3 separate regions of the Mus musculus genome follow, and regions 1 and 2 are each linked to region 3. The links are chromatin loops, found by intact Hi-C in ENCODE. Cell type or tissue: gastrocnemius. All regions are shown on one strand. Region 1 has its middle 32 kb from the start of Slc26a7. Region 2 overlaps Slc26a7 (solute carrier family 26, member 7). Region 3 overlaps Otud6b (OTU domain containing 6B).

Region 1 (8,000 bases), 150 kb after region 3:
CTAACGTATATGCTTTGGTTCGTGGTCCACTCCCTGGGAGCTCTGGGTGGTCTGACTTGTAGCACTGTTGCTCCCTCCATGGGGCTGCAAACCCCCTCACCTCCTTTAATCCTTTCTCCAGCTCCTCTATTGAGGACCCTCCTCGCCCCCCCCCCCCAACGCTCAGTCAAATAGATTGGCTGTGAGCTTCTGTTTTTGTGAGGCTCTGGCAGAGCCTCTCAGGAGAAAGCCATATCAGGATTCCATCAACAAGCACTTCCCAGCATCCACAATAGCATCTAGATTTGGTAACTTTATATAGGATGGGTCCCCAGATGGGGTAGTCTCTAGATGACCTTTTCTTCAGTCTATACTCCACACTTGGTCTCCATATTTCCTCTTCTGAGTATTTTGTTCACCCTTCCAAGAAGCACTAAAGCATCCACATTTTGGTTTCTTCTTAGGCGTCATATTGTTTGTGAATTGAATCTTGGGTATTCTGAATTTTTGTGCTAATACCCACTTATCAGTGAGTACATACCACGTGGGTTCTTTTGGGACAGAGTTACCACACTCAGGATGATATTTTCAAGTTCCATCCATCTGCCTGTAAATTTCATGAAGTCATTGTTTTTAATAGTTGTATTCCATCATATAAATGTACCATATTTTCTCTATCCGTTCCTCTGTTGAGGGACATAGGGTTATTTACAGCTTTTGGCTATTATAAATATGGCTACTATGATCATAGTGGAGCATGTGTCCTTATTACATGTTGGAGCAGCTTCTGGGTATATGCCCAGGAGTGGATAGCTGAGTCCTCAAATAGTACTATGTCCAATTTTCTGAGGAGCCACCAGACTGATTTCCAGAGTGGTTGTACCAGCTTGCAATCCCACCAGCAATGGAGGCATGTTCCTCTTTTCTCCACATCCTCTCTAGCATCTGCTGTTACCTGAGTTTTTGATCTTAGCCATTCTGACTGGTGTGAGGTGGAATCTCAGGGTTATTTTGATTTGCATTTCCCTGATGATTAAAGATGTTGAACATTTCTTTAGGTGCTTCTCAGCCCTTCAAGTTTTCTCACTTGAGAATTCTATGTTTAGCTCTGTTCCCCATTTTTTATAGGGTTATTTGTTTCTCTGGAGTCTAACTTCTTGAGTTCTTTGTATATGTTGGATATTAACCCTCTATTGGATGTGAGATTGGCAAAGATCTTTTTTCCTTCTGTTGGTTGCCGTTTTCATCTATTGACAGCGTCCTTTGCCTTACAGAAGCTTTGCAATTTTTTTCTTTATTTTTTATTTCATTTTTTATTAGGTATTTTCTTCATCTACATTTCCAATGCTTTCCCAAAAGTCCCCCATACTCCTACTCTGCTACCTACCCAGTCCCACTTCTTGGCCCTGGTGTTCCCCTGTACTGAGGCATATAAAGTTTGCAAGACCAATGGGCCTCTCTTTCCAATGATGGATAACTAGGCCCTCTTTTGATACATATGCAGCTAGAGACACGAGCTCTGGGGGGTACTGGTTACTTCATATTGTTCCACCTATAGGGTTGCAGACCCCTTTAGCTCCTTGGGTACTTTCTCTAGCTCCTCCATTGGGAGCCCTGTGATCCATCCAATAGCTGACTGTGAGCATCCACTTCTGTGTTTCCTAGGCCCCGGCATAGTCTCACAAGAGACAGCTATATCAGGGTCCTTTCAGCAAACGCTTGCTAGTGTATGTAATGGTGTCAGCATTTGGAGGCTGATTATGGGATTGATCCCTGGGTATGGCAGGCTCTAGATGGTCCATCCTTTCGTCTCAGCTCCAAACTTTGTCTCTGTAACTCCTTCCACGGGTGTTTTGTTTCCAATTCTAAGAAGGGGCAAACTGTCCACACTTTGGTCTTCGTTCTTCTTGAGTTTCATGTGTTTTGCAAATTGTATCTTGTATCTTGGGTATTCTAAGTTTCTGGACTAATGTCCACTTATCAGTGAGTACATATTGTGTGAGTTCTTTTGTGACTGAGTTACCTCACTCAGGATGATGCCCTCCAGGTCCATCCACTTGCCTAGGAATTTCATAAATTCATTCATTCTCCATTGTGTAAATGTACCACATTTTCTGTATCCATTCCTCTGTTGAGGGGCATCTGGGTTCTTCCCAGCTTCTGGCTATTATAAATAAGGCTGCTATGAACATAGTGGAGCATGTGTTCTTCTTTTTTTTTTTTTTAAATATTTTTCTATTATTATGTATTTTCCTCTATTACATTTAGAATGCTATCCCAAAAGTCTCCCATACCCTCCCCCCCCACTTCCCTACCCACCCATTCCCATTTTTTGGCCCTGGCATTCCCCTGTACTGGGACATATAAAGTTTGCAAGTTCAATGGGCCTCTCTTTCCAGTGATGGCTGACTAGGCCATCTTTTGATACATATGCATCTAGAGTCAAGAGCTCCGGGGTACTGGTTAGTTCATAATGTTGTTGCACCTACAGGGTTGCAGATCTCTTTAGATCCTTGGATACTTTCTCTAGCTCCTCCACTGGGGGCCCTGTGGAGCATGTGTTCTTCTTACCGGTTGGGACATCTTCTGGATATATGCCCAGGAGAGGTATTGTGGGATCCTCCGGTAGTACTATGTCCAATTTTCTGAGGAACTGCTAGACTGATTTCCAGAGTGGTTGTATAAGCCTGCAATCCTACCAACAATGGAGGAGTGTTCCTCTTTCTCCACATCCTCGCCAGTATCTGCTGTCACCTGAATTTTTGATCTTAGCCATTCTGACTGGTGTGAGGTGGAATCTCAGGGTTGTTTTGATTTGTATTTCCCTGATGATTAAGGATGATGATCATTTTTTTCAGGTGATTCTCAGCCATTAGGTATTCCTCAGGTGAGAATTCTTTGTTCAGCTCTGAGCCCCATTTTTTAATGGGGTTATTTGATTTTCTGGAGCCCACCTTCTTGTGTTCTTTATATATATATTGGATATTAGTTCCCTATCTGACTTAGGATAGGTAAAGATCCTTTCCCAATCTGTTGGTGGTCTTTTTGTCTTATTGACGATGTCTTTTGCCTTGCAGATGCTTTGCAATTTTATGAGGTCCCATTTGTAGATTCTCAATCTTTCAGCACAATTCATTGCTCTTCTATTCAGGAATTTTTCCCCTGTACCCATATCTTCGAGGCTTTTCCCCACTTTCTCCCCTAAACCTGATAAACAGCTTCAGTGAAGTAGCTAGATATAAAATTAACTCTAACAAATCAATGGCATTTCTCTAAAGGAAGGATAAATATGCTGACAAAGAAATTAGGCAAACAACACCCTTCACAATAGTCACAAATAATATAAAATACCTTGGTGTGACTCTAACAAAGGAAGTGAAAGATCTGTATGATAAGAACTTCAAGTCTCTGAAGATAGAAATTAAAGCAGATCTCAGAAGATGGAAAGATCTCCCATGCTTGTGGATTGGCAGGATCAATATAGTAAAAATGGCCATCTTGCCAAAGCAATCTACAGATTCAATGCAATCCCCATCAAAATTCCAACTCACTTCTTCAACAAATTAGAAAGGGCAATCTGCAAATTCATCTGGAATAACAAAAAACCTAGGATAGCAAAAACTCTTTTCAAGGATAGAAGAACCTCTGGTGGAATCACCATGCCTGACCTAAAGCTGTACTTCAGAGCAATTGTGATAAAAACTGCATGGTACTGGTATAGTGACAGACAAGTAGACCAATGGAATAGATTTGAAGACTCAGAAATGAACCCACACACCTATGGTCACTTGATCTTTGACAAGGGAGCTAAAACCATCCAGTGGAAAAAAGACAGCATTTTCAACAAATGGTGCTGGCACACTGGCAGTTATCATGTAGAATAATGTGAATTGATCCATTCTTATCTCCTTGTACTAAGGTCAAGTCTAAGTGGATCAAGGAACTCCACATAAAACCAGAGACAGTGAAGCTTTGCAATTTTATGAGGTCCCATTTTTTGATTCTTGATCTTAGAGCATAAGCCATTGTTATTCTGTTTGTGAACTTTTCCCCTGTGTCCATGTGTTTGAGACTTTCCCCCACTTTCTCTTCTATTAGATTATTGTGTCTGGTTTTATGTGGAGGTCCTTGATCCACTTGACTTGAGCTTTGTACAGGGAGATAAGTATGGATCAATTTGCATTCTTTTACATGTTGACCGCCAGTTGACCCAGTACCATTTGTTGAAAATGCTGTCTTTTTCCCACTGGATGGCTTTAGCTCCTTTGTCAAAGATCAAGTGACCATATATGTGTGGGTTCATTTCTGGGTCTTCATTTCTATTCCATTGATCTACCTGTCTGTCACTGTACCAATACCATGCAGTTTTTTTTTTTATCATTGTTGCTCTGTAGTACAGCTTGAGGTCAGCGATGGTGATTCTCACAGGATTTCTTTATTGTTGAGAATAGCTTTGGCTATCCTGGGTTTTTGTGATTCCAAATAAAATTGTGAGTCACTCTTTCTAACTGAAGAATTGAGTTGGAATTTTCGTGGGGATTGCATTGAATCTGTATATTGCTTTCAGCAAGATGGCCATTTTTACTATATTAATCTTGCCAACCCAAGAGCATGTGAGATCTTTCTATCTTCTGAGATCTTCTTCAATTTCTTTCTTCAGAGACTTGAAGTTCTTGTCATACAGATCTTTCACTTGTTTGGTTGGAGTCACACCAAGATACTTTATATTGTTTGTGACTTGTGAAGGGTGATGTTTCCCTAATTTCTTTCTCAGCCTGTTTATCCTTGAGTATTGGAAGGTCACAAATCAGTAGTCTTACTGATTTGTTTGAGTTAATTTTGTATCCAGTCACTTTGCTGAAGTTATCATCCGTAGGAGTTTTCTGGTGGAATTTTTGGGTCATCTAAGTATACTATCATATCATCTGCAAATAGTGATATTTTGACTTCTTCCTTTCCAATTTGCATCCCTTTGACCTCTTTTTGTTGTCTAATTTCTCTAGCTAGAACTTCAAGTACTATATTGAAAAGAAAGGGAGAGAGGGCAGCTTTGGCTAGTCCCTGATTGTAATGGAATTGCTTCAAGTTTCTCTCCATTTAGTTTGATGTTGGCTACTGGTTTGCTGTAGATTGCTTTTACTATGTTTCCGTATGGGCCTTGAGTTCCTGGTATTTCCAAGACTTTTACCGTGAAGGGATGCTGAGTTTTGTAAAATGGATTTTTTTTTTTTATCATTTAATGAAATGGTCATGTGGTTTTTTTTCTTTGAGTTTGTTTATATAGTGGATTACGTTTATATATTTTCTGATATTGAAAACACCATACATTCCTGGAATGAAGCCTACTTGATCATGGTGAGTGAGCGTTTTGATGTGTTCTTGGATTCAGTTTGTGAAAATTTTTATTGAGTATTTTTACATCAATATTCATAACGGAAATTGGTCTGAAGTTCTCTTTCTTTGTTGGGTCTTTGTGAGATTTTGGTATAAGTGAAAACTGTGGCTTCATAGAATGAATTAGGTAGTGTTCCTTCTGTTTCTATTTTGTGGAATATTTTGAAGAGTGTTGGTATTTGGTCTTCTTTGAAGGTCTGATAGAACTCTGCACTAAACCCATCTCATCCTGGGCTTTTTTTGGTTGGGAGACATTTAATTACTGCTTCTATTTCTTTAGGGGTTAGGGGACTGTTTAAATGGTTTACCTGAAATTGGTTTAACTTTGGTATTTGGTATCTGTCTAGAAATCTGTCCATTTCATCCAGATTTTCCAGTTGTGTTGAGTACAGGCTTTAGTAGTACTATCTGATGATTTTTTGAATTTCCTCAATTTCTGTTCTTATGTCTCTCTTTTCATTTCTGATTTTGTTAATTTGGATTGTGTCTCTGTGCCCTCTGGTTCATCTGGCTACTGGTTTATCTCTCATGTTGATTTTCTCAAAGAACCAGCTCCTGGTTTTGTTCATTCTTTTTTATAGTTATTCTTGTTTCTACTTGTTTGATTTCAGCCCTGAGTTTGATTATTCCCTGCCATTTACTCCTCTTGGGTTTATTTGCTTCTTTTTGTACTAGAGCTTTCAGGTGTGCTGTTACGCTGGTAATCTATTTTCTCTTCAGTTCCTTTTTCGAGACACTCAGAGCTATGAGTTTTCCTCTTGGCAGTGCTTTCATTGTCCGATATGCTTGGATATGTTGTGCCTTCATTTTTGTTAAATTCTAAAAAGTCTTTAATTTCTTTCTTTATTTCTTCCTTGACCTATTTGTCTTGAGTAGAGTGTTGTTCACCTTCGAATCTTCACTCTTTTCTCTACCTGTTATCCTTAGGTTTGGTCTTCTCATTGTGTCTCATCTCAATTTCCTGGATGTTTTTGTTTGGGAGTCTTTTGGATTTTGCATTTTCTTTGACTATTGTTTAAATGTTTTCTATGATATCTTGTGCACCTGAGATTCTCTCTTCTATATCTTGTATTCTGTTGGTGATGCTGGCATCTATGATGCCTGATCTCTTTCCTAGGTTTTCTATCTCCAGGGTTGTCTCCCTTTGTGATTTCTTTATTGTTTCTATTTTCATTTTTTGAGCCTGAATGGTTTTGTTCAATTACTTCACCTGTTTGGTTGTGTTTTCCTGTATTTCTTTAAGGGTTTTATGTCTTTCCTCTTTAAGGGCTTCTATGTGTTTACCTGTGTTCTCCTGTATTTATCAAGGGAGTTATTTATGTCCTTCTTAAAGTCCTCTATCTTTATCATGAGATATGATTTTAAATCAGAGTTTTGCTTTTCTGGTGTTTTGGGGTATCCAGAGTTCACTGTGATGGGAGAACTGGTTTCTAATGATGTGAAGTAACCTTGGTTTTTGTTGCTTATGTTCTTGCCCTTTCATCTCACCATCTGGTTATCTGTTGTTAGATGTTCTTGGTGTCTCTCACTGTGGCTTGTCCCTTTTGCAAGCCTGTGTGTCAGTATTCCTGGGAAACCAGTTCTCTTTGGGAGGAATTTGGTTATGGAGAGGAGTGGCAGAGTGTCAGCTCTGGGGTGCAGATACAAACCAGAGGGATCCTGTCTTCTGCCATTCCTTGGTTCCTGTGTTATGATGGCTCTTGAAAGGTCCGTTTTTGGCCAGGAATTTGAACAGAAGTGATGGTCTTACCTGTGCTCACAGGTGTGTCAGTACTCCTGGGAGACCAGCTCTTTCTTGGTGGTATTTGGGTATGGAGTGCTGTGGCATAGGATAAGCTCTGGGATCAGGGGGAAACCATAAGGCTCTTGTCCCAGGGTGCTCCTTGGTTCCTGTGTCCTTAGGTTTCTAGGTACGTCCCTCTGAGAAGAAGTGGTGATCTTACGTGCAGTCACAGGCTTGTCAGCACTCCTGGGAGGCTAGCTCTCTTCCAGTGGTATTTGTGTATGGAACGCTGTGGGACAGGATCAGCTTTGGACACTATGGCATAGGATCAGCTCCAGTTCCAAGAAACTGGAACACATACTGAAAACATTTTCATAATATTTATTCTGCAGATCTATAGTGTAGTATTTGCAAAATTAATGTTATTCCTGGTATCTTCCTTCCTTTTTTAGTATTTTTTTATAGTCTTCCTTCATTTCCTTGACAAGGCCTATGCCAAGGAAATTTAAAAAGCTAATATGAATGGATTGTTTTCTTTGTTTCTTCCTTAACATATTGATCATTGATATATATAGAAAAGCTGTTGAGTTTTGCATGCCAATTTTGGATACTTTGCTGAAAGTATCGGTTTTAAGAATTATCTTGTGAAGGCAGCAGTTTCCTATTTTACTTTGCCATAGACATGAGTGCTTCCTTTATCTCTATCTCCTACTTCATAGGATAGCTGTTCTTGAACTATCCCCATTCTTAGAGACTCCATTTGTCTATACACAGTTTTCATACACCATCATTTTCCCAATATATCTTACTTTTGATCCTTGTTGAAGTAACTTTCAGAGATTGCCTTACTTCTCTTCTAATAGGTTACCAAGTATCACTAACTAGAGTTCAGTACTTTTTCCAT
Region 2 (8,000 bases), 260 kb after region 3:
AGAAGTTTAATTTCTTCACTTCAAGTTTTGTATATTATCTTAGGATGTATAGTCACAGTGTTTGGGGAGCAAAGCATACATAGCACTCAGACACAACATCTCCTTCTACTCCTGCTCATATTCCCTTCTGAGAAATCCCCTTACGGAACTGCAGGAAGGCATGGCTTAGAAAGGTTCTCCTCCTTGCAACCTTCCTCCAAGAATTTTCTCATCCCAACTGCGGTTGTGGTATACTTGATTCGGAGTTGCTGAGAAAATGAAATGAAACAGTTAATGAGAAAGAGTCCAGGCTCCACTCACACACTAGGTAATAAGACAATTAACCAGTAAGAAATAACTCCCCCCTTCCTTTATTTTTTACCACAGGAATTCCTTCAGGGGTGGGGTTAAGTCTCCCAGCATGACAACGAATACGTAAATGGTCATTTGGCTTACATACTTTTCAAGGGACAATAAGACATAATGGCTGGGTATTATCTGAGAAATGCTTTAAAGACGACTTTGAAATGAAGCTAAGTGTGGTCTCTTTTGCAACAGAGAGGAGATGAGATCTTCCTGCATGTTTTCTTTAGCGTATGGAAGGCATGATTAACTGTCTCGTGAAAGGATTGAGTTAAAAATGTAATTACCATAATGAAGTCAATGGCGTATTTGGAGATTAGTCGACAGTAAGCTAGTGTTTGCCTGAAACTCTGCAGCATTTGAGGGAGGAAACGTGGCTCCAGTGCTGGCCAAATAAATATTTGGAAAGGTTCAAATGAAAGAAGGGTCAGATATGCTTTTGTTTCCTACAAGAAACCTTTGTCAAGTCAGAATTCTGCGGTAAGACCTGGATTCCCTGGGTGTGAGTGTCAGTTAGATGCATGGGACTCTCCTTGTGTTATTTCTTACAATTTTGCTTTTCTGCTAAATAATATTGAAGATATAGGGCTTTACAGGGCGAGACTGCTTAGTTTTCTCTTCAGAAACACTAGTGCAGGAGATTTCATGGCAAGTTATTATAGATTCATAACTTCAATCCAGTCTTTCTCTCCATAGGATTCCTCCTCCCCGTGCTCCCCCAATGAACATCCTCTCTGCAGTGCTCACTGAAGCTTTCGGAGTTGCACTTGTAGGCTATGTGGCCTCGCTGGCTCTCGCACAAGGATCTGCCAAGAAGTTCAAATATTCAGTTGATGACAACCAGGTGGAGTGTGCCCCCAGGCCCTCTCTAGCCAGGGATTTTCACTGTTCTGTGGCCTCTCAGATACTGAAAATGTCAAACGCCTGAAAAGACAACTTTTCTAAATGTGTAGCAAGCATGGGCAGAACAAAATAGGGAAGTCTCTGAGTCACTCACAGGAAGCTTAGAACCTAGCTTTCACAGAGTATAGCATATTAATTTCATCATTCCCTCTTTTTATCTATATGTCTGTCAGAGGAAAGCCTTTGTTCTTTGTTTCCACTGTGTGAGTCCCTTGTATTGAGCTCACATCAGCAGGCTTGGTAGCAAGTGCCTTTACCCACCGAGTCATCGCACTGATCCTTCTAATATATTTTTAAAGAAACACACACACCTTCATGCTCTTTCATTTGGTTTTAGGAGAGAATCCAAGGGTGGTTATCATTTCATGATAGATAACTTTGAAAACTTAGGGATTTCAAAGTGGAACACTAGTAATTACTCTTCTTAAGGCCCTTCGGGATGTGAAGTTTTGTTCCTACAGACCTAAGAGTGCACATACAACCTGTTTACTGAATCCATTCTCCCAGTGTCTTTTTCATGCCCCAAGGCCTTGTAGAGCTCTCTGGTCCTGAACAGAAGCTGCAGTAGACTGCAGACCAGTGCAGAGTTACCCGCACATAGAGTTCACACTGAGGTTTGGGGACCTCCGTTCTCTCTGTGTATGTCTATTAAGCTCCACTATAGGTGCCAGGGATAAAACAGTAAACAACACAGATGAATGTGAAACTCAGAAACTCCTCGGGTCTCCCTTCTTCGATGTCAAATCACAGACCTCATTATCATGGCTTTCAAGGAGGGCACATGTGGATGGGCAGTGTGCTGTACCCATGTACATGGGAAGAGTCATGGATAACTGTACAGGCTGGGGCCTAGACTTGAAGTGATGTGATTAGGATGGTAGAAACCTATAGGGTAGTTAGTGTCTTAGTCAGGGTCCCTTTTCTGCACAAAACATCATGACCAAGAAGCAAATTGTGGAGGAAAGGGTTTATTCAGCTTACACTTCCACATTGCTGTTCATCACCAAAGGAATTCAGGACTGGAACTCAAGCAGGTCAGGAAGCAGGAGCTGATACAGGGGCCATGGAGGGATGTTACTTACTGGCTTACTTCCCCTGGCTTGCTCAGCTTGCTCTCCTATAGAACCCAAGATTACCAGTCCAGGGATGGTACCACCCACAGTGGGCCCTCCCACCCTTGATCACTAATTGAGAAAATGCCTTACAGCTGGATTTCATGGAGGCATTTCCTCAAGGGAGGATCCTTTCTCTGTGATAACTCCAGCTTGTGTCAAGTTGACACACAAAACCAGCCAGTACAAGTAGTTACTGATTTCCCATTAGCCATCAAATGTTGATGACAAATAGTAGGTTGGATGTAGCAATCCAGAGTTAAGAAGAGTAGTCTAAGCTGAAGATGTAGATTTGGGAGTTGCCAGGGTGTGTTTGGACAGTTAAGATGTGGACAGACAATAGAAAGGGTCCTACAATTGCAATCGGTTAGATAACAAAAGAAACTGAGAAGTGACAGGTGGAGAGATAGAGGCAAGCTTGGAAAGTGTGGGGTACAGGAAGCCGATCAAAGGGACCTTTTAAGGAGGATAGAATGAGCAGTTGTGGAAAATGCTTCTTCATACCAGGTTGGAGTTGGTAAGGCAGAGGTCATTGAGGAAAGGGTGAGAGTAAAATCCCAACTGGGAATACTTAGAAAACAGGGATAGGCCATGGGGCAGTGGAAATCATGAATAATTTAAAATCTCCTCATGAGTTCATTATGAGAGCTGAGTGATGCTCTTAGAATAGACTTTGGAGGATTGCAAGCAGGCTATGAATGTTAGCTATTTTTATTATAAACTATTACATCTTAGCTGGTGCGGTGAATAGTAGCTGAGCATAAACAAGCTTCATTCTTTGACGAATTGTACCTGGGACCATAGAAGGGGATTATGATAAAGAAATGTTCCATTCTCCCATAACTAATCTCGCAGGAATTTTTGGCCCATGGCCTCAGCAACGTGATCCCTTCATTTCTCTTCTGCATCCCAAGCGCTGCCGCCATGGGAAGGACGGCTGGTTTGTACAGCACCGGCGCAAAGACGCAGGTAACAACTATTCTGTGGGGAAAGGGGGGCTGTGGGGCCGTCACCCCTTTCTCAGAGTGGAAGGCTGCTCTGTTGAGTCTTGAAAACGTTGCTGATTCACGTTTTCTAAGCAGTTTCTAGAAGTTCTTCCTCCTTCCCTCTCCTACTCCCTCCATCCTGTTATGACTCCCCTCTTTTTCGAATTTTTCCCATCAATGACTTTTCCACAGGCTATGATGCAAAGAGCAAACTGCGGCATTCCTTGCCCACAGTAGCTCTATTAGAAATCTTGAAGCCAGAGCTCCCTCTAGCGGTCTCTTAGTTAAGCTAAACAGCACGACTTTCCTGACTTTCTCTCTCTCTCTCTCTCTCTCTCTCTCTCTCTCTCTCTCTCTCTCTCTCTCTCTCTCTCTCTCTCTCTCTCTCTCTCCCTCCCTCCCTCCCTCCCTCCCTCCCTCTCTCTCTCTCTCTCCCTCCCTCTCTCTCTCTCTCCCTTATCATAAAATAAAACCAAGCCTAGGCAGAATATATCTTGACAAGAACATTTCTATGTATCGCAGTGAGCACATGTGCCAAATATCTATTCTATATATGCCAATATTTGAGGTTAAAGGAACAATAGTTTTATATATATTTTAGAAACTCAAATGGATTCATATTTCTTGCAAGCCTGATATATACTGGGCATCCTTCTGTGTAAGGGTAGGATGATAGTAAGGATGATATAGATGGAAGTGGAAACAATATCACCATATTGCGTGTCAGGCATTGTGTGTCTTCTTACATAAATGGACTCAAACTTCAGGCAACTCACTGAAAGATGTAAAATAGATGTTCTCAGTTTCTATGTGACAAAGTTGATGAAAGAAATTGGCCCAGGTATTGTGTTATGAAACTTTTCCTGGGGAGACCCAAAACATATATCTACTCAGTCAAGATAGGGATCCCACAACAGATTTTATGGATGTATAATACAGATGATACCAAAGTCCAGCTTAGGGAACCCATGAGTTTTATTGAAGTTACTTACAGGAATATGGGTGAAGGGTTGCTTACAGGAGCAGAAATAACTCAAAGAAAGATGCACCATCAAAGCGCACCCCAGGATGGGTGACAGTTGACGAAATCTGGGAACCTGGAGCATAGTGCGCAGTCTCCAGGCAGCTCAGCAGGCTAGAGAGTGTCAGCTGCCCCCGTTGGTCTAAGCTTCTGCAGGTAGCCAGCTGGTTTCTTCCGGGCAGCTGCTCTGGCTTGAGGATATTCTTTGCAGCTTGGCTTATCTGTAATGATTCCGTAGTCTTCATTGTGTACTCTTGGGAGGTCCTAGCGCATCTGGTCAGATTAGGGAGTTCCTGAAGCTACTTTGAGCTGTTTACTTGCTGACATAAGGAGCTTCTTTGCAGAGTGGAATGCCCAGAACTGCAGTACAATCCCATGTCCCAGACCTTGGGAATAGCAAAGCTGAGGTTTAAACTCTGAGTGATTTGTACTCATAACCAGTGACCCATCAAAGAAATTGATGTATATCATAAGAAATTAACAATCACAGCTAACCATTATGAAATAATAAGAATTGGATAAAAATCAATAAACAATTTTACATGCAAATGTGAACATTTATTAGAGGTTTATCTTATATTACTAATATAGTTTTTAAGTTGTAGAGCAACTCATGAGAAAAGTGTAAGTTTTGTGACCTTATGGGAAAGGTTCAAGATAAATACAGATAAACACTAAGTATTGAATAAAACTGATGCTATGCGCCAGTGATTCTCAACCTTCCTGATGCTGTGACCCTTTAATACATTTCCTCATGTTGTGGTGACCCCCACTATAAAATAATTTTGTTGTTACTTCAAAACAGTAATTTTGCTACTGTTATGAATCATAATGTAAATATCTGAGTTTTTCAGTGGTCTGAGGCAACTCCTGTGAGAAGGTCTTTCCACTCTCCCCATGGCGTTGCGACCCACAGGTTGAGAACCATTGCCATGCACCACAGCGCAGAGAAAAAAATTGCAAAATCAAATTGGAATATATTACAATTTAACAAATAATTAACTTGTTTAAGAAACTAAATTCTTATGTAAGCTCAGATTCATGACATCACATGCTTTGATGGGTTTCTATGAAGTTTAGTGATTTCAAATCCAGGTTCATAGTGTCTCTTGGTTGGCACAAACCTTTTTGTAATTTACTCTTAAATGATTGCAACCATTTTCTCTTGCGACTCCTTCCTGTAGCATTCTAGGTTGCTATAGATTTTCTACCGGCCTCTCTTTAGAAAGTGAGCATGTTAGGTTGTTTCCATTTTTAGGCTGAATGAATGAAATGTGCCAAGGGAAGGTTCTGGAAGCTGGACTTGCACTCTGGTTCCTCCATGGGTGACTGCACCAGAAACTCCTCAGGTTTAAGTGGACTCAGCTGACAAAGCAGAGTTACAATTGCATAAAGATGAACTGTCACATGCTCAGCTGGTGAAACACATAAGCAGTCAGAATCCACTTTTGAAATGCCAGTGATTATAATTGAGTTTACTAGGTTTCTGCTGTTAATGTTTTAAAGCAAAGATGTTTGTGTGTGACTGGGACAGCTTTCTCTTGGGATGGTTTGCCCATCCTAGTTGGCCCTCAGACTTGCTGCTGGTGCTTGAGAAAGCTGATATGATATTGTCACTTGTCTTAGAGACAGAAAGGCTGAAATGCAGCCCTGATGTGTAGCCACTGTGATGTGTATCCACCTTGATGTGTGCCATCTCTGCCCTTAGGCGCATTGCAAGCATTTTTAATCACTGCATAAGTGATAAGAAAATTCTCTGATCAGTCTTTGTAACTTTCAACAGTAAAAGTTTCAGAGAAAGAACACTTCGGAAAATTTGTCCTAAGTATGAAATCTTAGTGGGCCAATAACATCGTTTACTAGAGTGGGGATACAGGATGCTCTGTCTTTGTTCTGGGGTCACATGTTTGAATGATTGGAACAAGAGAACACCTCTAAAGACTTTTTGCTTTATAAAGATTTCTCCCACTTGCATGGTATTCTCTTCATCAAACTTTACAAGAAATGAATTTAGAATCTAGCAAAAACACTAAAGGCTGCCGGCAGAATATTCTCAGTGTACCCTCCTTGCTGAGGTGATAGCTCTATTTCTTAACCACTGTTGTCCAACTGCACAGGAAGAGAATCTGAACTCATGTGCATGCTCAAACCGAGGATGCTTTGCTATCCATTTCAGACCTTTTATGCTGCTACCACTAAGTATACATAGGTATAGTAGCTAGCTGACTTGAAGAGAGCGCTAAGCATATTTTCAAAGTTTGGCTTTATCTAGGGTACTTGTAAAAAAACCCCTTTCACACTTCATGATTTCAAAGCGCAGGCTCTTCAACGTCTCTGCCTCCCTTAGGCACTGGAATGCATACCCACTAAATTAACTTGGAACACATAAAAGCCCTTCAACTTTTTAGCTAATTACAACTCATCAAAGCCCAAATGATAAGCACATTACCTTTATTAATTACTTTACCGCCTGCAACAGCTTCAGTATTCTCACTGGAATACTGCACTGCGATATTTTTGTGTAGTAGTTATCTATTTAAGGCTAGAGGGGTAGCTAAGTGATAATAACACCCTCATCTGCCATGCCAGGATTCAATCCAGCTCCACAGACAACAGCATCTTCTTTCTTCCTTCAGTCCCAAAAAAGACTTTGCGTAGGTCAGAAATTTATTTACCCTAAACAGTCTTTCCCTTGTTCCTGTGTCCCTTCCTTCTTAAGATTTCCTGATAGTTTTATTTATTAAGCATGTGTCATTCAGTGTGCAATGTGCACACCCATGCAGTGTCTGCCGAGGCCGGAAACATGGTGTTGAATCTCTTGACACTAGAGTTACAGGCAGTAGTAAGCCACTTGCTGTGGGTGATGGGAACTGAACTCAGGTCAGAGAGTAGCAGCTGGAGCCCTTAACGGTAGAGGCATCTCTCTAAACCCCACTGGCCTGGGTTCTACCTCATATTCAGCTTTCCAGTACATGACTCTTCTCTGTCTGCTAGGCTCCTCTCTCTGCCATGCCTTCTTGTTCCCTCTTGACTGCTTTCTTCTCTTCTGCAGCCATCACTAAGGCTTGTGGGCTGTGGGTCTTCTCTTCACATTTTGTGCACCGTTGACATTTTGTGCTCACTAATGTGACTGTATGATTGATAACTTCTTTCTAGACTGGAATTAAAAACCCTGGAGAGCACAGCTTCCATCTGCTGCATTGTGTCCTTGGTGTTCATTTAGCCAGGGACCTGGCATGTCATAGATACTATATGTCTGTGCATGAACACAGTCAACAAGAAAGAAAAATGGCTAGGAATGGTGTAGGATACAATTTACCAGTTTTGCTGCCATTATGCCAGAGATTTGGCTTTTGTTCCTCAAGCAATTTTTATTATAATTAATAAATTTTAAATGTATTATAGTACATTTATTGTTGGAAAAAAAATCTTTTTTAAAATCAGGCATTTGGTGACATACTTTAGAGAAGTGCTGTTTGAAAGAAATATAGTATGATTTACCTAAGTAAGTAACTTAAGTTGTCTAGTGGCCCCATCTTTAAAAATGAAAACCTATTAAAACTGATTTTAATACATTTTAACTTACCTGATAGAATAAAATAATTATAATTTCAACATGGATTAGAGAAGTACACA
Region 3 (8,000 bases):
CGTGTTTATTAGCTATTCTTACCATTTATGATTAAACTTTAGTGAAACTTTGAGCTCATTGAGCCCTCAGCATCTTAACCTTTGCGCTTCTAGTGACCGGACTACTTGCTCACTTCTAAAACTTGTCACATAATGTTGCCTCTTAATGACTATAATCATAATAGTTCATTAGAGATATCTCCATGGACTGGTACATTCAGAGTGCATAATTATAAATGTGTGTATACTACATATATTTATTATAGTAAGTAACTCATTAAAATGCAATTTCATTCTTTTCATTTCAGATACATGAGGCACGCGTATGGCTTAGGAGAACATTATAATTCTGTTACACGGTTGGTGAACTCAGCTACTGAAAATTGCAGCTAGTTTACAAAATGTTACACTGCTTTATAGAGTGTGCCAATCTACCAAGTGCTAGATTGTTGTAAATGCTACTGAAGAACACAGCTACCTTACACGAGTTTTATGAATAAGCTTCCTAACAGCTTTAAGAAACACGTTGGATTAACTTTAACCAGTGCTCTCTCAGTGGCAGTTGTAGAACTTAAAGTCTATTGTGGAGGACGTCGTCATCACACACCAAGGTGTTACTCTTCCCGCTAATTATTTTTTAGGTGTCCTGCTCATTCTGGCTTGGAATAAATTTTGTTTTAGATTTTGGCCCCCAGCTTTATGTTCCAAAAATGAAGATTTCAATTTAATTTTTCTTAAAAGTGTGGCGACTCGGTGTCTGTCATCATAGGAACATATTGTCGTGACAGCAGCTTTATCAGCCTTATAAAGTGCTGGTGATCCCAGTGACCTTGGTGTTACTAGGGTCAGGAGTGCGCCGCTTTTATCAGCACATCTCTGCTGCTAAGAGGAAACTACTACAGCAGTTAAGAATTTTTGAATACTTATGAGAATCAGCATAAAGAAATGAATGAAATCAGTGGTAAACAGGTGTTAATTGTGTCAGTTTTGAATCTTTCTAACAAACTGGAGATCTCCCTTTTATGTATGTGTAGCTTCCTAAGTCTGTAACTCCTGCATTGCTGGTTTCTCCAGCAGAGGCTGGAGTCAGGGTTGAACCTTGTTTCTCTTCAACTGAGAATTTGTATCCTTGCCCCAACACTACTCAGCTGCTTTGCTTTCTCTGGAGCCTTTCCTACTGAGAGGCATCCAGTGGCCTCTCACTGCTCACCTGTGCAAGGTGATGCTGAAGTAATGCAGAAAGGGAGGGCCATGGCCACACTCGCTTGTTAAGTCTTCCCCCCTCCAGCTGTCCTAACAAGACCTCTGCTTGTGCTCACTTTCTAGGATTCAATGAAAACCCTGGCTACACATTATTTTGTTAAATAATGTATCACTTGTTTTCACTCAAGTGTTTGATTATTATATTTTATGTATAGCAAGAGTTGAAGGTGGCAGAAGCAGAGAGCTGTGTGGTAAAATCAGTACAGAAGGATTTTATGCGGAATGACTCGTGTTACTCAGATTTTCAATCACTTCGAGAAGTATTCTTTGTAACAGAGCTGTGCCCACACACAAGTCTGTTTGCTCTTCTTATGTAACAAAGTGCCATGGGATGGGGACACAGCTCTAGCAGAGCACTTGCCTGCCATGTGAGGCTCAAGGTTCAGTTTCTAGCACCAACAAAACAACAATTTATGAAAATGAAACGTTTTGTTGCAATCTGTTTTTTTCCAACTTAGAACTACAACTAAGTAGAGCATCATGTGTATAATATCTGGGCTTTTGACCCATGTATACTGTCTATGAGTAAACACTGGGCTTATGATGTTAAAAGCAGGTAATAGTCTGGCAGGCTGGCAGAGACTGCTCAGCAGAGCACGGACTTTCTGAGACCATTCCAGCTGACTAAAACATACTCTGCCTGCTATACAGTGTATTCTGAAGGGTGTATTCTGCTTTGTAACTTTTGATTCTTTTTTTATTCTGAAATTTATAAAAACATAAAGTTGTAAAATAAATGCTTTGAACCTATTTTGAAGTAATGTTATCTTCATCTTATAGTATCAGTCTTAAGGAGTAATAAAACAAAACATTATGAAACAGTTATTGAAAATTCCATTTTCAACAAAGATACTCTAAAGTAACTCATTAATGTTTTGTTGTTTTGACAAGGATTCAAATGTACTTAATTATGTATTTCTAATTTTTGTTTATGTTTTATTTTAAAATGGCCAGTATATTTATGAATAAAATGTATGGCCCACTTCTACCATTTTAGTGATAAATGGAAAAGTCTTCTAAAAACGGTAGGTGTTAATTTAAGAACCATGTATGCCAATTAAATTTGCTGCTGCTGGTCTGATGGAACTTCCACAGCTTTCTTTAGTCTTGATTAAAAACATTTATATCAAAATTCTAGAATGTGTCTTCACCAAGAATTTTATCTACTTACATATATTTATAGCCTGTAAAAAGTAAAACAAAGAATGTGTAACTATTGTGAGCAAGATAGCTTTGCTCATAATATCTGATGTTTACCAAGAGAATAAATGATAAAGGAGTTGAATCAACATGTGTATATTCAAATTGTCATTTGTTTAACAATTTTCAGATTTAGCAGTAGAACTCATTTTGCTTTCAGGCTTTATCCAGCCTTTGTTGTTTTTCCTCACATATTGAGAATGTTACAATCACAGATTCTTGCTCTTAAGGGCCTCTCAATAAATGCATGAGCATATCATTATGCCCAAAGTAAAGAGGGATAATAAGGTAGCAGCCAGTTAGGCTACTGCTTTTAGAAGAAATAAGGTGGAAGCTTGGGGCTACATTGATCAATGAATGTTTATTTTGGATCAGAAAGTTCTAAAAACATTGTGTAATATTTATGAGGGTCTTTGGTTTGGTTGTTTGTTTTTTTGTTTGTTTGTTTTTTTAAAGAAGGGCATCAGTGAAAGGCACATCTGTGTCAACTGGACTCTACAAATTGGTACCTGCCCACAATTAGTACCTTGGTGCAGTTGTCATGAACCCGTGAAAAAGCAAATCACTTGATTGTTGATAATAATTGCTAGTTTCATAACTTTAGTTTTTAACATTAGTAGAGCAAATGTTTTTTCCTGTATTGATTTAATTTATTTATTTTATCTTATTTAAAATCTTTCTCTATCTTTAAGCTCTGGTAGCATAAGTTCTTTCCCTTGAATCCACTTTTGTTTTCTCTGACTGAATACCCAGCCTTGGTTCTTCTTACTGACCACCCACCCTATTCTTTAATCACTGAACACACCCTGGCTCTCCCCCTCTCGACACCCACTCTTGTTCTCTCCTCGCTGAACACCTGCCCTTCTCACCTCACGGGAACTTTTGAGCTTTTATTCAGAGGTAAATGCTTTTCCTGCTTCACCGTTGTTTATCTGCTTTCCACAGTCAAATGGACCCCTCTTAGGCACTTGTCTCTGGATCCTCACACCCATGCTAGGTTGCTTAGTGGATGACTCTAGTGCCAACACACTGGGAACTAGTTACTTGCATGTGTTTATTTTCCCCTAGTTTAAGTGCTTAAAAATAACTTCTTTTTTTTTCTCTTTCTTTTTTAGAATTTAATATTCTTAATTTCTCCCCTTTCTTGCCTCCCCTCCATGAGTCCCTCATCCCATCCCCATCCCCTTTGCTCCTAAGAGGGTGCTCCTCACCCATCTACTCCTGCCTCACCCTTCTAACATCCCCGTTTTCTGGGGCATCAAGCCTCTACAGGACCAAGTGCCTGCCCTCCTACTGATGCCAGGTAAGGCAGTCCTCTGGTTCATATGTAGCGGGAGCCGTGGACCAGCCTGTGTATTCTTTGGTTAGAGGTTCAGTCCCTGGGAGCACAGGTCTTCCTATGGAGTGCAATCCCCTCATCTCCTCAGTCCTTCTCTTGACACTTCCATTGGGGTCTCTGGGCTCAGTCCAGTGGTTGGCTGTGAGTATCTACATCTGTCTTGGGTGCTGGCAGAGCCTCTCAGAGGACAGCCATACCAGGCCGTGTCTGCATGCTTGCATCAGCAATAGTGTCAGGGTTTGGTGTCTAAATGGGATGGATCGCATGCTGGGGCGGTCTCTGGATGGCCTTTCCTTTAGTCTCTGCTCCATTTTTGTCCATTTTTCCTTTAGACAGGAAAAATTCTGGGTTAAAATATTTGAGATTGGTAGCTAAATTCCTCAACTGGGGGCCATGTCTGTCTACTAGAGGTGGTCTTTTCAGGTTCTATCTGCTTGGTGTTGGGCGTTTCAGTTAATGTCATTCCCACTGGGTCTTGGGAGCCTCTAGCATCCTTGGTTTCTGGGACTTTCTAGTGGTCCCCCGGTACCTCCCATTCCCCTGATCCCCATCCCCTACTGTTAAACATTTCTGTTCATTGTCCTGGCCCTCTGGACTTCTTTCCTGTCTCTTCCCACCTAATCCTATTCCCCCTTTCCCCTCTTCCACCCAGGTTCCTCCCTTCCTCTGCCTCCTGTGATTATTTTGTTCTCCGTTCTAAGTGGAATCAAAACATTCACACTTAGCAATTGAGATACATCTGGGTTGTTTCCAGCTTCTGGCTATTACAAATAAGGCTGCTAAGAACATAGTGGAGCACATGCCCTACTGATATGGTGGAGCCTCTGTCATCCCTGGTTTCTGGGACTTTCTAATGGATGGGTGGGTGTATATGTTCCCAAGTGGTATATCTGGGTCTTCAGGTAGAATTGTTCAATTTTCTGAGGAACCACCAGATTTCCAGAGTGGTTGTACCAGCCTGCAATCCTACCAGCAATGGAGGAGTGATCCTCTTTCTCCACATCCTTGCCTGTAGCCTGAGTTTTTGATCTTAGCCATTCTGATTGCTGTGAGGTGGAATCTCAGGGTTGTTTTGATTTGCATTTCCCTGATGACTAAGGATGTTGAACACATCTTTAGGTGCTTCTTGGCCATTCTTGTTAACTACTGTTAAACGATTTAGCTTGGGCTGGAGAGATGGCTCAGTTGCTCTTCCAGAGGTCCTGAGTTCAATTCCCAGCAACCACATGGTGGCTCACAACCACCTGTAATGGGATTCGTTGTTCTCTTCTGGTGTGGCTGAAGACAGCGAAAGTGTGCTCATATATATAAAATAAATTGATCTTTTTAAAAAAAGATTTAGCTTACTAGGTGCTTATTAAGTGCTTCCCAAGTGTCTTTGGATATCATTTGAGAGGACAGTTTTGAGAATTTGTCATTAAATAAATGGCAGCTGTGAGTAGAGAGAGAATTGTGCTTGGTCATGAAGAGAATGCTTTCTATTTTACCTTGCCCTAGGTCTTTTGGTGATTGAAGAGGGAAAAGGGAACAACCCGAGAGCATTTTCTTTTCTCCCTTTTCAGGTATCCCTAGTCTGAGAATCCCAAATCTGAATTATTCCAAAATTTAGAACCTGGAGTACTGACCCTATAAATAGAAAAAGCTATACCATTGACTTTTAAGTTTCCTGCACAAAAACTTGAAAAAATATTATACAAAATTACTTGGACTATGGAAGGTCTGTATGATAGATATGAAGCATAGAACGTTTCATACTTAGACACAAGACTCAATCTCAAGCTGATGGTGTGTAAGCAAACAGTCCATAATTCTGAAGAACCCAATATCCACAGTTTCAAATGAGCCTCAGCCTGTAGCATGTAACTGTTACTCTACCTTTATCAATGAAGATAATGCCTGATTTTAATCTTCAAAGTAGAAGGAGCGTATAGATTAAATAAGTATTAAAAGCTATTTGATAGACTTCTCACGGAAGGTTTCTGGGGCCAGTGAAGATAAGCTATAGTGCTTCTGGGAGGAAGTGTTCATCACCAAGTCTGAAGGTAGGAGTTTGGTCTCTGTACCTCACAAGGCAGATGGAGAGAACTGATTCCACACGTTGCCCTCTGAACTCACATGTACCACACAGCCTTTATAGTTGTTTTATTTCATCAGTTCGCATGGCTGGCTAATGTAACTTACTGAAATACATTGCTGTCTCTGCAGAGGGCTGGTGAAGTGTTAATTTGCTAAATCAGAGTCTCTTGTGACTTCTTTTCTGTATCACCCGTGTTTATCGTTTCAGCCAGCACAGTACTACCAAGGGATGAATTGAACTCCAGATTATGAGTTTGTAAGAGATAAGAGGACCATGTTAAAAGTAGGTTGTTTTTGAGTTCTTCAGTCCCTGCTGTTGTGATCTTCTCCCTCAGTTTATAGGTTGAGAGTTGGCTCTCCTTGTTTTTATACTGTAGGATGAAGTGATTGGGGTTGTCTCGTGGACTGTGGTAGAAGAGAGGATGCTGATACTTCAGCAAATAAACTATGTAGGTTAGAAGTCGGTGTGCTGAATACAGCAGTTATATTTTGCTTGGCCCATGTAGTGATTTAACTTTGTTTAAAAGAAAAGATTAGTTGGTAGTTTAAAAACAAGGAGATTTCACTTTAAAATTCTTGTTTTCACCTTTTCAAGGGAAAAAAATAACTTCAAAGGGTTGTTGCTGCCAGGCCAGGGTTTCCTGGCAGGACTCTGTGGGAAGCTGGTAGCAGCTGTCTGTTGTAGGAGGACAGGCAGTCTGCTTAGTGTCAGCTAACTTGTGTTTCTTGTCTCCATCAGACATGTCCAGTGTCCAAGCCACAGTCCTGGCGTTACTGTAAGCCATTCCTTCCTGTGTTTCGCTTGCATTGTTTATTCCCAATCATTGGCCTCTGTAGATGTTTAGGAATTGATTGGTTTTGGTTTTATCTCTGTGTTTTGTTTTCTGCCTCCATCCCTTTATTGACTAGTTCCTTCTGATTTGTATGTTTTTAATATTTGGTAGAAGATATGTGCGTATCTGTTTGAATGTTTTAAATATTCAGTAGAAAAGATGTGTCTATCTGTATGTTTTAAAAATAGATTTTAGAGCAGTTCATCTCAATACATAATAATTAAATTCCTTCTCTGGAATCCGGTCCCATTGGCAAAAGATGTGATGTGATGCATTCATGTACTTGAGGAAAGTTGCTTAAAGCCTATATTCTCTATCAGAGGAACTAAGAAGTCCCTATTTATGTAATTATGCCGCTTGTACTTAAGGATGAAGCTTTAAAAATTACCTTACTTAGTGTACTGGCTAGTTTTGTGTCAATTTGACAGAGCTGGAGCTATCACAGCAAAAGGAGCTTCAGTTGAGGAAATGCCTTCATGAGATCCAACTGTAAGGCATTTTCTCAATTAGTGATCAAGGGGGAAAGGCCCCTTGTGGGTGGTGCCATCTCTGGGCTGGCAGTCTTGGGTTCTATAGGAAAGCAGGCTGAGCAAACGAGGAGAAGCAAGCCAGTAAAGAACATCCCTCCATGGCCTCTGCATCAGCTCCTGCTCCCTGACCTGCTTGAGTTCCAGTCCTGACTTCCTTTGGTGATAAACAGCAGTATGGAATTGTAAGCTGAATAAACCCTTTCCTCCCCAACTTGCTTCTTGGTCATGATGTTTGTGCAGGAATAGAAACCCTGACTAAGACACTTAGCAATAAAACTGGATAATTCTCTATTTTTCATCAGTGACATGGTCTTCTAAATTTTATGAACTGCTCATAGAGATCCAGTCTCCTAACCCATGGCAAGTTATTTTGTGCACTGTTTCTGACAGGTCATTATTTAGCTTTTCATTTGAACTTGTGTAAGAAGGGCTACCTAGGCACTCAGATATCCAATAAATATAGTGAAGTCATGATGGATGAGGAAGTAGATAGCCAAGTGTGGTGGTGCACAGTACTCAGAAGGCTGAGCCAGGTGGATTTCTGTGAATTCAAGGCCAGCCTGGTCTACATAGAGAGTTCTAGACCAGACATAGTAAGAGCACATTAAACAAAAGAGGAATAAAGAAGGGGATGTTGTCCCATGGATGGCAGCAGGGAGGCAGGTACTGCATGTGGTGTGCATGTGCTAACCACTGTGTCGGCTGAGTAGTGCTTACATCTCAGTGTTTAAATAACAGTGGGGATCTTGGTTTATTTGTGTATATGAAATTGCACAAAAG

The links. Hi-C counts contacts between places; a loop is a spot of excess contacts. Peaks named below come from ENCODE experiments on the same cell type or tissue, not always from the same donor. Only the 100,000 strongest peaks of a DNase experiment are listed, where the experiment ranks them.
Region 1: a loop joins it to region 3, with 2.1 times the contacts of the local background. A loop is called at or near these places in 6 of 42 quality-filtered maps.
Region 2: a loop joins it to region 3, with 4 times the contacts of the local background. A loop is called at or near these places in 19 of 42 quality-filtered maps.

The regions. Positions count from the first base shown.
Region 1 is chr4:14,650,048-14,658,047 of GRCm38, reverse strand. It overlaps a transcript of Lrrc69 not described here. Among named protein-coding and RNA genes, the nearest start is that of Slc26a7, 32 kb to the right of the region's middle. In gastrocnemius, no CTCF peak of the experiment used is centred here; no DNase peak of the experiment used is centred here.
Region 2 is chr4:14,539,488-14,547,487 of GRCm38, reverse strand. Slc26a7 (solute carrier family 26, member 7) reads left to right here. Exons shown (of 19, transcript NM_145947.2): 8 at 1,039-1,186; 9 at 3,213-3,326. Among named protein-coding and RNA genes, the nearest start is that of Slc26a7, 78 kb to the left of the region's middle. In gastrocnemius, a CTCF peak has its summit at 3,602 (motif pointing left); a DNase peak (open chromatin) is centred at 3,593.
Region 3 is chr4:14,804,036-14,812,035 of GRCm38, reverse strand. It overlaps Otud6b (OTU domain containing 6B), which reads left to right. Exons shown (of 7, transcript NM_152812.4): 7 at 288-2,531. The coding sequence ends at 372. It also overlaps a transcript of Lrrc69 not described here. Among named protein-coding and RNA genes, the nearest start is that of Lrrc69, 12 kb to the right of the region's middle. In gastrocnemius, no CTCF peak of the experiment used is centred here; a DNase peak (open chromatin) is centred at 3,922.